Linked DNA regions of Homo sapiens: region 2 is linked to region 1. A link is a contact called in ENCODE Hi-C or POLR2A ChIA-PET data. All regions are on one chromosome and are shown on one strand. The core of a region is the stretch at or near the end of the contact, and the rest is flanking DNA. Distances in the headings are between cores, read along the strand shown.

What was found. A loop is a pair of places that touch in the nucleus more often than their neighbours do. ChIA-PET counts read pairs that join two places held with the same protein, here RNA polymerase II (POLR2A). Pooled maps may share reads with other maps.
Region 2: a loop to region 1 is called in a map of naive thymus-derived CD4-positive, alpha-beta T cell, with 9 times the contacts of the local background. The contact joins two enhancer-like sites. A Hi-C loop is called at or near these places in 1 of 168 maps with a recorded cell type or tissue (naive thymus-derived CD4-positive, alpha-beta T cell) and 4 of 50 pooled maps. POLR2A ChIA-PET finds 5 or more read pairs at or near these places in 1 of 52 experiments (activated CD4-positive, alpha-beta T cell).

The regions. Positions count from the first base shown.
Region 1 is chr16:17,366,571-17,372,157 of GRCh38, forward strand. All of the region lies in intron 1 of XYLT1 (xylosyltransferase 1), which reads right to left. Among named protein-coding and RNA genes, the nearest start is that of XYLT1, 100 kb to the right of the region's middle. RefSeq lists an enhancer at 3,016-3,105. Within about 2 kb of position 3,206, at least 23 of the 41 ENCODE cell types and tissues checked have a DNase peak (open chromatin) inside an H3K27ac peak, as active enhancers do.
Region 2 is chr16:15,959,377-15,964,963 of GRCh38, forward strand. All of the region lies in intron 1 of ABCC1 (ATP binding cassette subfamily C member 1 (ABCC1 blood group)), which reads left to right. Among named protein-coding and RNA genes, the nearest start is that of ABCC1, 13 kb to the left of the region's middle. Within about 2 kb of position 2,240, at least 7 of the 41 ENCODE cell types and tissues checked have a DNase peak (open chromatin) inside an H3K27ac peak, as active enhancers do.

The DNA of each region.
Region 1 (5,587 bases), core at 1,956-4,455:
TGTAGTCCCAGCTACCCAGGAGGCTGAGGCACGAGAACAGCTTGAACCCTGGCGGCAGAGGCTGCAGTGAGCCAAGATAGTGCCACTGCACTCCAGCCTGGGTGACAGACTGGGACCGTGTCTTAAAACAAACAAACAAACAAACAAACCAACCTTACAAGAACTCCAGGAGGCAGGCACCAAAAGCCCCATTTTACAGATGGTGTAATTGAGGCTCAAAGGAGAAGTAATTTTTTCAAACTCATTCATTAGTGGGTGGTGAAGCCAGGATTTGAAACAGGGCATCCTTTTGGACCACTAAGCTACCCTGCTTCCCAGTGGTACAACCACATCTTGAACTGGAATCATTAAACCACAGTTCCTGGTTCTATCAGCATCTGGCACTAAGAAGCCATAAGGAGCACTGAATTGGATCAGATGCTCCTCATACTAGATGTTCTCATTTCCTTGCTGCGAGTCTTCAGGTCGACTACTTTGCTTTTTCCAGTGGTTAATGGTAATAATCATCACCATGATCCTCTCACACTCATTGTGGAGCACTGACTGAGATGTTCTACCAGAGCCCGGCTCAGTCCTGACAGAGTGGGTGGGCCACCAATGTTAGTTCCTCTTAGAAGACAATTGGCGACACTTTACAGTGTTTTGCTTTTCACAGCTCAGAGGCATCTCAGACCATAAACAAGACCTGCCACGTGCCAAGAAGGCAGCCGTTACCCGACATGGCCCAGACAGGAAGTGCTGGCTAAATCCCACCATGCCGCAAATCTTTCTAAAGGTGGCCACCCAGGCTGTGTTTGAACACACATCCTCCTGGAGCTGGGAACACACGCCACATCTATAATTCATCCCGATAATTAGCTTTTCCCAGGCACAGGCCGCAGCACCTATCAATTTTGCACCCACTTGCTGTGGTCACCAAGATGGCAGGTGGCCCAACTGGAACCAATACTGCCAAGTGTCCCACAGACATTGTCTGGAGTTCCAATGATACTATGTGACTTCTGGGACTGCTGGGTGAGATCTCTGTTCCACAGGAAAATAGTTCATATTTGAGCTCCAGAATCCAAAATCGTGAGTTCAAGAAAAGCACTTAGAGGTGCAGACCAGTTATGCAGCGAATTCACAATAAGTTGCCCGAGGCAGCTGTTACTAAGCAGTCCACCTGGCCTCAAATTCTCAATACGGCCCGAGGAGCAGATATTATTAATAGATTCCAGTTTCCCTAGATGTCCGTCCCTGACCTGAATCAAACCCATCACTGTTTGGTGAGGCATGGGAGATCCAGGAGGAAAGGCCTATTTCCTAAGGGCCACACACAGTTTGGATTAAAATTCAGTGTAGAATGTCAGTTTTTTGATACCAAATCTGGAGTTCATCCCATTTTGCCAAAATAAATTTCTATGCACATCCCTCCCTGCTTTTCTTCACTTCCTCCTCTTTTGCTCCTTCACAAGAGCCTCTGACCAGGACATCTATTGTCGAAGATACAGGAAAACTGTGATTCAGCAGTGCTTCGCGTCTGGAATGACTCCAAGAGGCCACACACAGAACTGCCGACACAAACCACGGGGGGCGGAAAAAACGATCCCAGGAGGTGGGGAGTGGAGAGCTTTGCAGTCCCAGGCTACAGCTCGGGATGTAGAGCTGCCTTCCTAGGACAGAAGAGAGACGATGAGAACACCTGGCTGGAAGGTGGCCCTGCAGGGGACGGATGGGCCTTCTACATTTAGAGTCAGGATGGAGTCAGAAAGCTTCAGCAGGGGAGGGACTCTGCCTGCAGCCTGTCCCCTCAACCTCCTCTAATATTTCTTAATGAAACGATAGTGACAATGAAGATGACAGCCTTGATGACAGCGCCCAGTAGACCGCTATCATTGGTTAAGTCCTTATGAGATACCATAATTCACCATTTATGAGCATTACTTCAATAAACCCACATTCTATCCTCATGAAGTGGCTGTTCCCAGAAGGCCATAAAGACTGGATAGATAGATTTTTTTTTTTTTTTTGGTTTTTACTTTAAAAAAAAAAAACGACAGGGTCTTGCTCTGCTGCCCAGATTGGAGTGCAGTGATGTAATCATGGCTCACCACAGCCTTGAACTTCTGGGCTCAAGCAATCCTTCCACCTCACCCTCCCAAGTAGCTGGGACTACAGGCCTGTGCCACCACGCCTGGCTAATATTTCATTTTTTGTAGAGATGGGGTCTTCCTATGTTGCCCAGGCTGGTCTTGAACTCCTGGTCTCAAGTGATCCTACTGCCTTGGCCTCCCGAATTGCTGGAATTGCAGGCAAGAGTCAGTGTGCCCAGTTTGCTTTTTCTCTTGATGACATTAAGTATTTCCTTGTTCCTGGATTATGAATACCCTGTAGTACTGTTCCTAATTTATATAGGAGGAAACTGAGGCTCAGAGAGTTTCAAAGACTTGGTTGAAAGCCACAGAGCCAGGCCCATTTAACCTTAATATCTTCAGAGAGGTTTAAAAAAAAAAAGAAAAAAAGGTAACCAAAATGCTTGGATGTGGTATGGTGTGATCTGCATGGTGCACAAAAATACTTCTTTTTTTTTTTTTTTTTTTAGATGGAGTTTTGCTTGTCACGCAAGCTAGAGTGCAGTGGCGTGATCTCGGCTCACTGCAACCTCCACCTCCCGGGTTCAAGCGATTCTCCTGCCTCAGACTCCTGAGGAGCTGGGATTACAGGCACATGCTACTAAGCCTGGCTAATTTTTGAACAATACTTTTTTTAAAATTAGGTGCCAGCATTTAAAATTTAGGGTGAAATCATGATATTCTGATTTGTGGCTTTTCGTGAAATGTGGAAAGATCTGACCCACTGGGTAGGCAGGTCCACTTAAGGCAGGCACATCCCCTTCTGTTTGCCACAACCCCACCCTGCCCACCTGGGCTGAGCCCTGAAAGCATCTAAGTTTATGACCTTCCTATCTGTTCACCACCATACCTTACCCCTCCCCCACAAAGGAAGGTACCATGTTACCCCATGAACATGACTCCAACCCTCACCCGCCAACCTCAAGAAGAAAAATTCGGGATCCCGTGACTTCACAGCAGAAACAGAAAAACTCAAATAATCCATCAGGAAGTTGAGCACTGAGGTTAATACACACAGGACCATCTTCCTCTAGCTCAACAGTCTTGACTTTTCAGGGCCGTGACCCAGAAGGGAGGTGCCCGTGCAGAAGGCAGAACAGGAAGAGGTTCTTAGCACCCACTGTTTTCTCTTCCTGCACAGCCGCCTTGGGCAGCTGCCTGTGAACAGCCTGGCTGTTTTTCTCCTAGCTCTCTCGGAAGGAAGTGCTCTCATCACCCACGACAACAGAGTTGGCCCGAGGAGCCAAAAACGTGCAAAGGGGCTCCAAGCCCAGCTCTCCTTCTGTTCGGGGCAGCCTCAGAGACAGGAAGATGGGAAGAAAGTATGGCCTGGGATAGAACATCCTGCGAGACCCTTACAAAGCCCCAGCTGTGGGGGAAGGGAACAACAGGAGGGGGCCAGAGGAAGGGGGTCCAGGTCACACCAATTTTATACAATGAGCTCCTTTCATCCGTGAATAGAGGACTCTCCTTAACTCTGTCTCAATGGCTTTGTTTCTGAAACGATCAATTCTACACCCAGAAAGCCAAATTTGCCAGACCTCATGCCAAGGTCAGGCAAGAGCCTGAGATCCCCCAAGCAAGTTGATAATCAACACGCAGGAGACGACGCTGTGCTAAGTCCCATTTGGCGGATCCAAAGCTTACAACGATCCGCTTTCATTTCTACGCCTTCTGCAGTGGGGCGGGGTTGGGGGACCCTCGCTCACATGCATGCCACGCTTGGTGGAACTGTAGGCTGTATTCAGGAGAGTAAGTGTTACTTTCCCAGGGACTTCATTGAGACATCTGCGGGGAGGGCAGGATGAGAAAGAGCTGGAGAAACAAGATGCAAGGTAAAGTGTGTGGTCTCACACTGAACACGTTCATGAAGTGGTGGGAAGCAACCCTAGTGACTCAGCAGTGGCCTCTGTTTAGCCAGCACTTTGAGAACACGATCTTCATGGGCTGACTGCAGAGGTGGCCAACAGAAACTGGAATCTACAAGCAGTATTCAGCTCAGGCATAGTTTGTTCAGCCTGCACAATGTTTTAAAAAGAACAACAAAAACCTACATAGGATGCCAATACTTCACATTCAGGAGGTTTCCCATAAAACTGCAAAGTTCTGGCATTTTTTGGAAAAATCAGAAGACCTAGCTACACAAATCCAGCATTTTCCTAAGGCACTGCCTTTCTGGCACTGGAAAGCAGCTATCTCCCTTAGAAGGGTCACAGGCCCTCCTGCTTGCCACAGTCCCCGCCCCAGACACATGTCCTTCACTTACGGCTGCCAGTGTGGCTGCTGTGGGCATTGGTGTTTGTAATCTCTGGTTTAGTGGATCCTAAGCTAAGCCCAGCACTTTCAGCTGGAGGACCTGAGGTTAGAGAGAAGGACGGGATATGAACCATAGACAGGTTGTAAAGTAACGTGGCTGCAAAGTCCAAGAATAATTTAACTCAAGAAGCACCTATGAATGCACACCCAGGAATACAAGGCAGAGAGCAAAGTTGACTCCCATGGATAGGGGTGAGAGTCCTGTCTTCTCATCAGCCCCTGCTACATACTTTTGACAACTTGTCCCACTTCCCCAGGACCAGGGACTATCTTCTTTGTTTTTATGCTTAATGAAGTCCTAAGACTGCCACATAGAAAGCACTTGGTAAATTCTTGCTGAACCAAAATCAACGGAAACCCAATTCATGTTATAGGTGGAATCTGAGAGATGTATGCTGAGAACTCAGCCAACTTCTGAGCTGTAGGATGTTTTCCTGACTGTAAGTCAAGGCAAGTCCTCCCTATAAAGAAGAGTTTGGGGTATAAATGACACAGCAGAAGGAGACAAGCTCAACCTACTGATTGGCTAATGTCTGAGATGAGGAAGCAGAAAGGTTAGTCTTTATAGGATATGTAGCATATCTGATGAGCTATGGTCTGTTAGGAAGGTACTATACGTACTAATTTCATAAAATTGAAGTATGTTCCAACTTATCAAAGGATGCAAAAACTCCACAGAAGGAAGGAAGGACCTCATGTGGTGGCAGGTGCAGCATATTTTACTGCAACCTTTCTAGGTCTAAAAAGGTAAAATGAGGTTTATCACATCTGCTTCTGCTGTGTATAGCCATGGCTAGTTTTCTCCAGCTCTGTTTATTAAGAGACAGAGAGAAAGAAAGAGAGAGTGTATGTGTGTGAATATGCATGTGTGTACACACACATATGTGAGCATCCACATGCACATACAGGTATGCATGTGTGGTCTCTTTCATTCAACACCCCCCCAAAAAAAGTTGCTATGGGATCTGTAGATTTTGTTTGCTGAGTATCCCTAATTTTGGAATTCCCTCTGTTCTAAGTTGCCCCATTCTTGGTACTAATTTCAAATGGCTGTGGGGGAGGGGAGGCTAGCTTCAGACAAGATTCCACTAAGAGTTTTACTTCTGAGCTGGGATAGAAGCAGGAAAGAATAACAGGAAAAACATGCAGCATCCCATCTC
Region 2 (5,587 bases), core at 990-3,489, 1.4 Mb before region 1:
GTGCAGTGGCACAATCATAGCTCACTGCAGCCTCGACCTCCTGGGCTGAAGCTATCTTCCCACCTTAGCCTCCCAGGTAGCTGGGACCAGAGGTGCACACCACCATACCCGGCTAATTTTTGTATTTTTTGTAGAGTCAGGGTCTCACCATGTTGCCCAGGCTTGTCTCAAACTCCTGGGCTCAAGCGATCCTCCTGCCTCGGCCTCCCAAAGTGCTGGGATTACAGGCGTGAGCCACCATGCCCAGCCGAAAATGGCTTTCTTGAGAGATCAGCTTTGAAGCTCTACTCCTTCATTTTAAAGTGCCCCAGGAGAAGTGGACGATTACAAAGTTGAGATTCCACTTAAGTGTCCCCTTAGTTTAACTGTGGGATTCATCTCCTGGGGAGGTTGCCAGGTTCTGGAAAGTGGGTGTTAATGACCAGGGAGGGTGCCCCTAGGCTAGCATCCTGTAACCCTCAGGAATTGAGATTTTTATGGAGGTTTTCTCTTCCTCTCTGTGAGTTTTCTCTCTGAGAAACCTGTCTAGGGAGGGAGGCTCTAGGCTAGCATCCTGTAACCCTCAAGTAGTAATTGAGATTTTTATGGAGCTTTTATCTTCCTCTCTGTGAGTTTTCTCTCTGAGGAACCTCAGTGTACCTTTTACTGGCCTCCTAGGTAATACTTGTTTGGAGAATATGTGTGATGTCTAAGTCTTCCCAGTACAAGAAATTTGTGTGGTGTTTGACTGATTGATGGATGGAGTCTTGTTCTGTCGCCCTAGCTGATTGTACCACTGCACTGCAGTCTCGACCTCCCAGGCCAAGTGACCCTCCCAACTCACCCTCCCAAGTAGCTGGGACTACAGGCATGCACCAGCACACCCGGCTAATTTTTGTATTTTTTTTTGTAGAGATGGGGTTTCACTATGTTGCCCAGTTTGGTCTTGAACTCTTGAGCTCAAGCAGTCTCCCAGAGTGCTGGGATTACAGGTGTGAGCCACCACGCCCAGCCTCGTGTGGTCTTTGATACCCCTGGGTTCATTGTATTGTTCTTCCCACACTGCTTTTCATTCATTCATTTATTCAGTCATTATTAATTGAGCAGCTACTATGTGCTGCTGCTGCTCTAGGCACTGAGGATACAACAGTGAACAGGACAGACCAGGCCCATGTTCTCATGGGGTTTACACTGAGGGTGACGGAAATGATTTCAGATGCTGGCAAGTGCTGCAAAGACTTGAACCGGGAAAAACTGGGTGAGGTGCAAACTACTACGGAGGGATGTCCACAGAAGGCCTTTCGGAGGCGGTGAGGTTTGACCCCAGAGCTCAGTGGCAAAGCTGGCCATGCAAGGATGTGGGGGAAGGGAGTCCCAGAGTGGGAAGAGAATGTGCATAGGCCTTGAGGAAGATCATGGTGTGGTTAAAGTATTGAGGAGTTTAACTCAAAGGAACTGCAGAGCCCATCTCATAAAAATCTAGCCTGGAGCATTCGGCAAAATGCATAAAGCACTAACACAATGGCTTGTGGTCCTGGAATTTCCAGGGAAGGCGCTTACCAGCTCAGCAAGGAAGTAGAACAATGCATGGTCCCTGGCAGAAGCAAGAACCTTCTGATCTGTTTATGTTTGAATGAAACGCAGGTTTTTTTTTTTTTTTTTTTTTTTTAAAATAGATGGGGGTCTTGCTATGCTGCTCAGGCTGGTCTCGAACTCCTGGGCTCAAGCAATCCACCCACCTTGGCCCTTCCATGTGCTGGGATTACAGGCATGAGGCACTACGCCCTGCTGAATCTCAGGTCTTAAAAATTCAGTTTATTTTGTTTTATGAGTCTCTTCTCTTTCTCAGAACCTTAACTGAAACGTTTGTGATCAAGACCAACTTGGGTTTCCCCACTCCCCAGTTGCCTTTGATTCTCCGCCAAAGGCTTGTTCGTAAGATGATGAGGTACTTTTTTCCTGTGGTTAAGAGGACTTTCTATAGGTTGCTAGAAAACTCTTGTTTTAAAACAAGATGTTGTTGAATTGATCTGGCTGATTGCAGGAGGAAGATCTTGTACTGCAACTTTGTTGATGATGCTAATACTTTAAGGTGAATATTCTAGAAGAATATAAAGGGAAAAATAAAAGTTTTAGTATGTTCCCACCCTGCCCTTTGTTCCCAGAAGTAGCCGTTATTGATGATGGTTGTTGATGATAGTTTCTTGGGTGTTTTTCGAGAAAAGTTTCAAGTATATGCAAATGTATGTGCAAGAACGTGTTCGTTTGTGTGTATATGTTTACATATTCATTTTTTCCCTCCCTAGTTGGGTATTTTAAATACTGTTTTGTCTCTTGTTCTCTTCACTTAACCAGTGTTGATTTTCTTGCCATTTTAAGCCCATGCAAATTGAAAGTAAAAGCCAATCAAATCAACTTTTTTTTTTTTTTTTTTTTAAACAAGCCACGCATTTGCCTGTTAAATGGCTGAGCCATGTATTCACCCATTCCCCTCTTGGTGTCTATCAAGGTCATTCCCAGTTCCTGGTTTCTTGCTGTGATAAGCAGTGCTGCACTGAAGGCACATGTATGCAAATATATGTAAATGATTCAGCAGAATAAATTTTCCCACAGGAAATTGCTAGGTTGACAGTATGTGCATTTTGAAATTTGATAGTTAATTGTCAGGTTACTGCAGCAGTTTATACTCCCACTAATGGGCCCACCAGCACTTATTAAGCACCTGTTGTTTTCCTGCCATATCAGAAAAATTGAGCAAGCTGGGAAGTGATCAGGCCCATGTTGCTTGGCTGTGTGTGAGAGGGCTTTGCCCAGTTAAGTTAAACCTTACTTTCCAGAGGTCAGGAGATCAAAGCAGAAGTGTGCTTTGGTTTTGTTCAGTTTTTTAAAAGATGTGTTTAAATTTTAAACATCTTTGGACTTATTTTAAAAATTGCTTTTAAATCAATAATTTAACAATGTGTAAAAACATTACTGATAGTCTCACCATGCTAATGTCACTCTGATTTTTACACCTAAACTAATTTAATTGCAGAGTTTTCTGATCACAAGTGACATGTGTTCCATATGACAGAACAAACAATACAAAGATATTTAAATAAAGCCTGAACATGGTACTGATATTAGTTTGTTCATGCTGCTATGAAAAAATACCTGAGACTGCGTAGTTTATAAAGGAAAGAGGTTTAATTGACTCACAGTTCTGCATGGCTGGGGAGGCCTCAGGAAACTTAAAATGATGGTGGAAAGGAAAGCAAACATGTCCTTCTTCACATGGTGGCAGGAGACAGAAGTGCAGAGTAAAGAGGAGAAAAGCCGGTATAAAACCATCAGATCTTCTGAGGACTCACTATCAGGAGAACAGCATGGGGGAACCGCTCCCATGATCTAATCACCTCCAGTGAGGTCCCTCCACCAACACGTGGGGATTACAATTAAGATTACAATTCAAGATGAGATTTGTGCGGGGACACAGAGCCGTGCCATATCATTCTGCCCCTGGCCCCTCCCAAATCTCATCTTTCTCATATTTCAAAACACAATTATGCCTTCCCAACAGTTCCCCAAAGTCTTAACTCATTTCAGCATTAACTCAAAAGTCTATGTCCAAAATCTCATCTGAGACAAAATCTAGTCTCTTTCACCTATCAGCCTGTAAAATCAAAAGAAGTTAGTTAGTTCCTAGATACAATGGGGGTACAGGCATTGGATAAATACACCCGTTTGAAATGGGAGAAATTGGCCAAAACAAAGGGGCTGCAGGCCCCATGCAAGTCTGAAATCCAATAGGCCAGTCATAAAACTTTCAAGTTCCATAGTTATCTCCTTTGACTCCGTGTCTCACATCCAGGTCACACTGTTGCAAGAGGTGGGCTTCCACGGCCTTGGGCAGCTCTGCCCCTGTGGCTTTGCAGGGTATAGCCCCGCTCCTGGCTGCTTTCACAGGTTGGCGTTGAGTGTCTCCGTCTTTTCCAGGCACACGATGTAGCTGCAGGTGGATCTACCATTCTGGGTTCTGGATGGTGGCCCTTTTCTCACAGCTCCATTAGGCAGTACCCCAGTGGGGACTCTGTGTGGGGGCTCTGACCCCATATTTCCCTTCTTTACTGCATTGGTAGAGGTTCTCCATAAAGGCTCCACCCCTGCAGCAAACTTCTGGCTGGACATCCAGGCATTTGCATACATCCTCTGAAATCTAGGTGGAGGTTTCCAAACCTCAGTTCTTTAGTTCTATGTACCCACAGGCTCAATACCACATGGAAGCTGCCGAGGCTTGGGGCTTGCACCCTCTGAAGGCACAGCCTGAGCTGTGTACCTTGGCTCCTCTTAGCCATGACTGGAGTGGCTGGGCACCAAGTCCTAAGGCTGCACACATCAGGGGGGCCCTGGACCCAGCCCAGGAAACCGTTTTTCCCTCCTAGGCCTGTGATGGGAGGGGCTGCTGTGAAGGTTTGTGATATGCCCTGGAGACATTTTCCCCATTGTCTTGGAATTGGGCTCCTTGTTACTTTTGCAAGTTTCTGCAGCCGGCTTGAATTTCTCTTCAGAAAATGGGTTTTTCTTTTTACATTGTCAGACTGCAAATTTCCACACTTTTTTTTTTTTTGAGATGGAGTCTCTCTCTGTTGCCCAGGCTAGAGTGCAATGGCATGATCTCGGCTCATTGCAACCTCTGCCTCCTGGGTTCAAGCAATTCTCCTGCCTCAGCATCCCGAGTAGCTGGGATTACAGGCACCCGCCATCATGCCTGGCTAATGTTTGTATTTTTGTAGAGACAGGATTTCACCATGCTGGCTAGACTGGTCTCGAATTCCTGACCTCAAGTGATCTGCCCACCTTGGCCTCCCAAAGTGCTGGGATTACAGGCGTGAGCCACTGCGCCCGGCCAATTTCCACCCTTTTATGCTCTGCTTCCTCTTGAATGCTTTGCTGCTTAGTAATTTCTTCCCCTAGATGCCCTAAATCTTCTCTCTCAAGTTCAAAGTTCCACAGATCTCTAGGGCAGGGTCAAAATGCTGCCAGTCTCTTTGCTAAAGCATAGCAAGGATCAGGAGAACAGCATGGGGGAACCGTCCCCATGATCTAATCACCTCCCATGATGTCCCTTCCCTAATATGTGGGGATTCCAATTCAGATTACAATTCAAGATGGGATTTAGGTGGGGACACAGAGCCAGACCATATCAGTAATCTCTTGGGCTAACCAATAACCAATGTATTCTTGTATTTTTTCTTTGAAATTTTATAAATATTTATAAATTTAAATAACATTTAAATCAAAATGGATTATGTTGTAATCATTACTCTGCCAGTTTTTTTTTTTTAATTTTTAAATTTATTTTTTGTAGAGACAGGATCTCCCTATGTTACCCAGGCTGGTTTTGAACCCCTGGACTGAATCGATCCTCCGGCTTTGGCCTCCCAAAGTGCTGGGATCAAAGTTTGTTAATTTGATAGCTAAAATATATTTTCATCTGCATTTCAATTACAATTAGAAGCTATGTATCCTGCAACATATTTTCCAGCAATTTGTGTATTTTCAGTGTGTCTTTCTGAGTCCTTTTTGGGTATGCCTGGACTAGTTTGTCTTTTTCCTGTTAGTTTGTAAG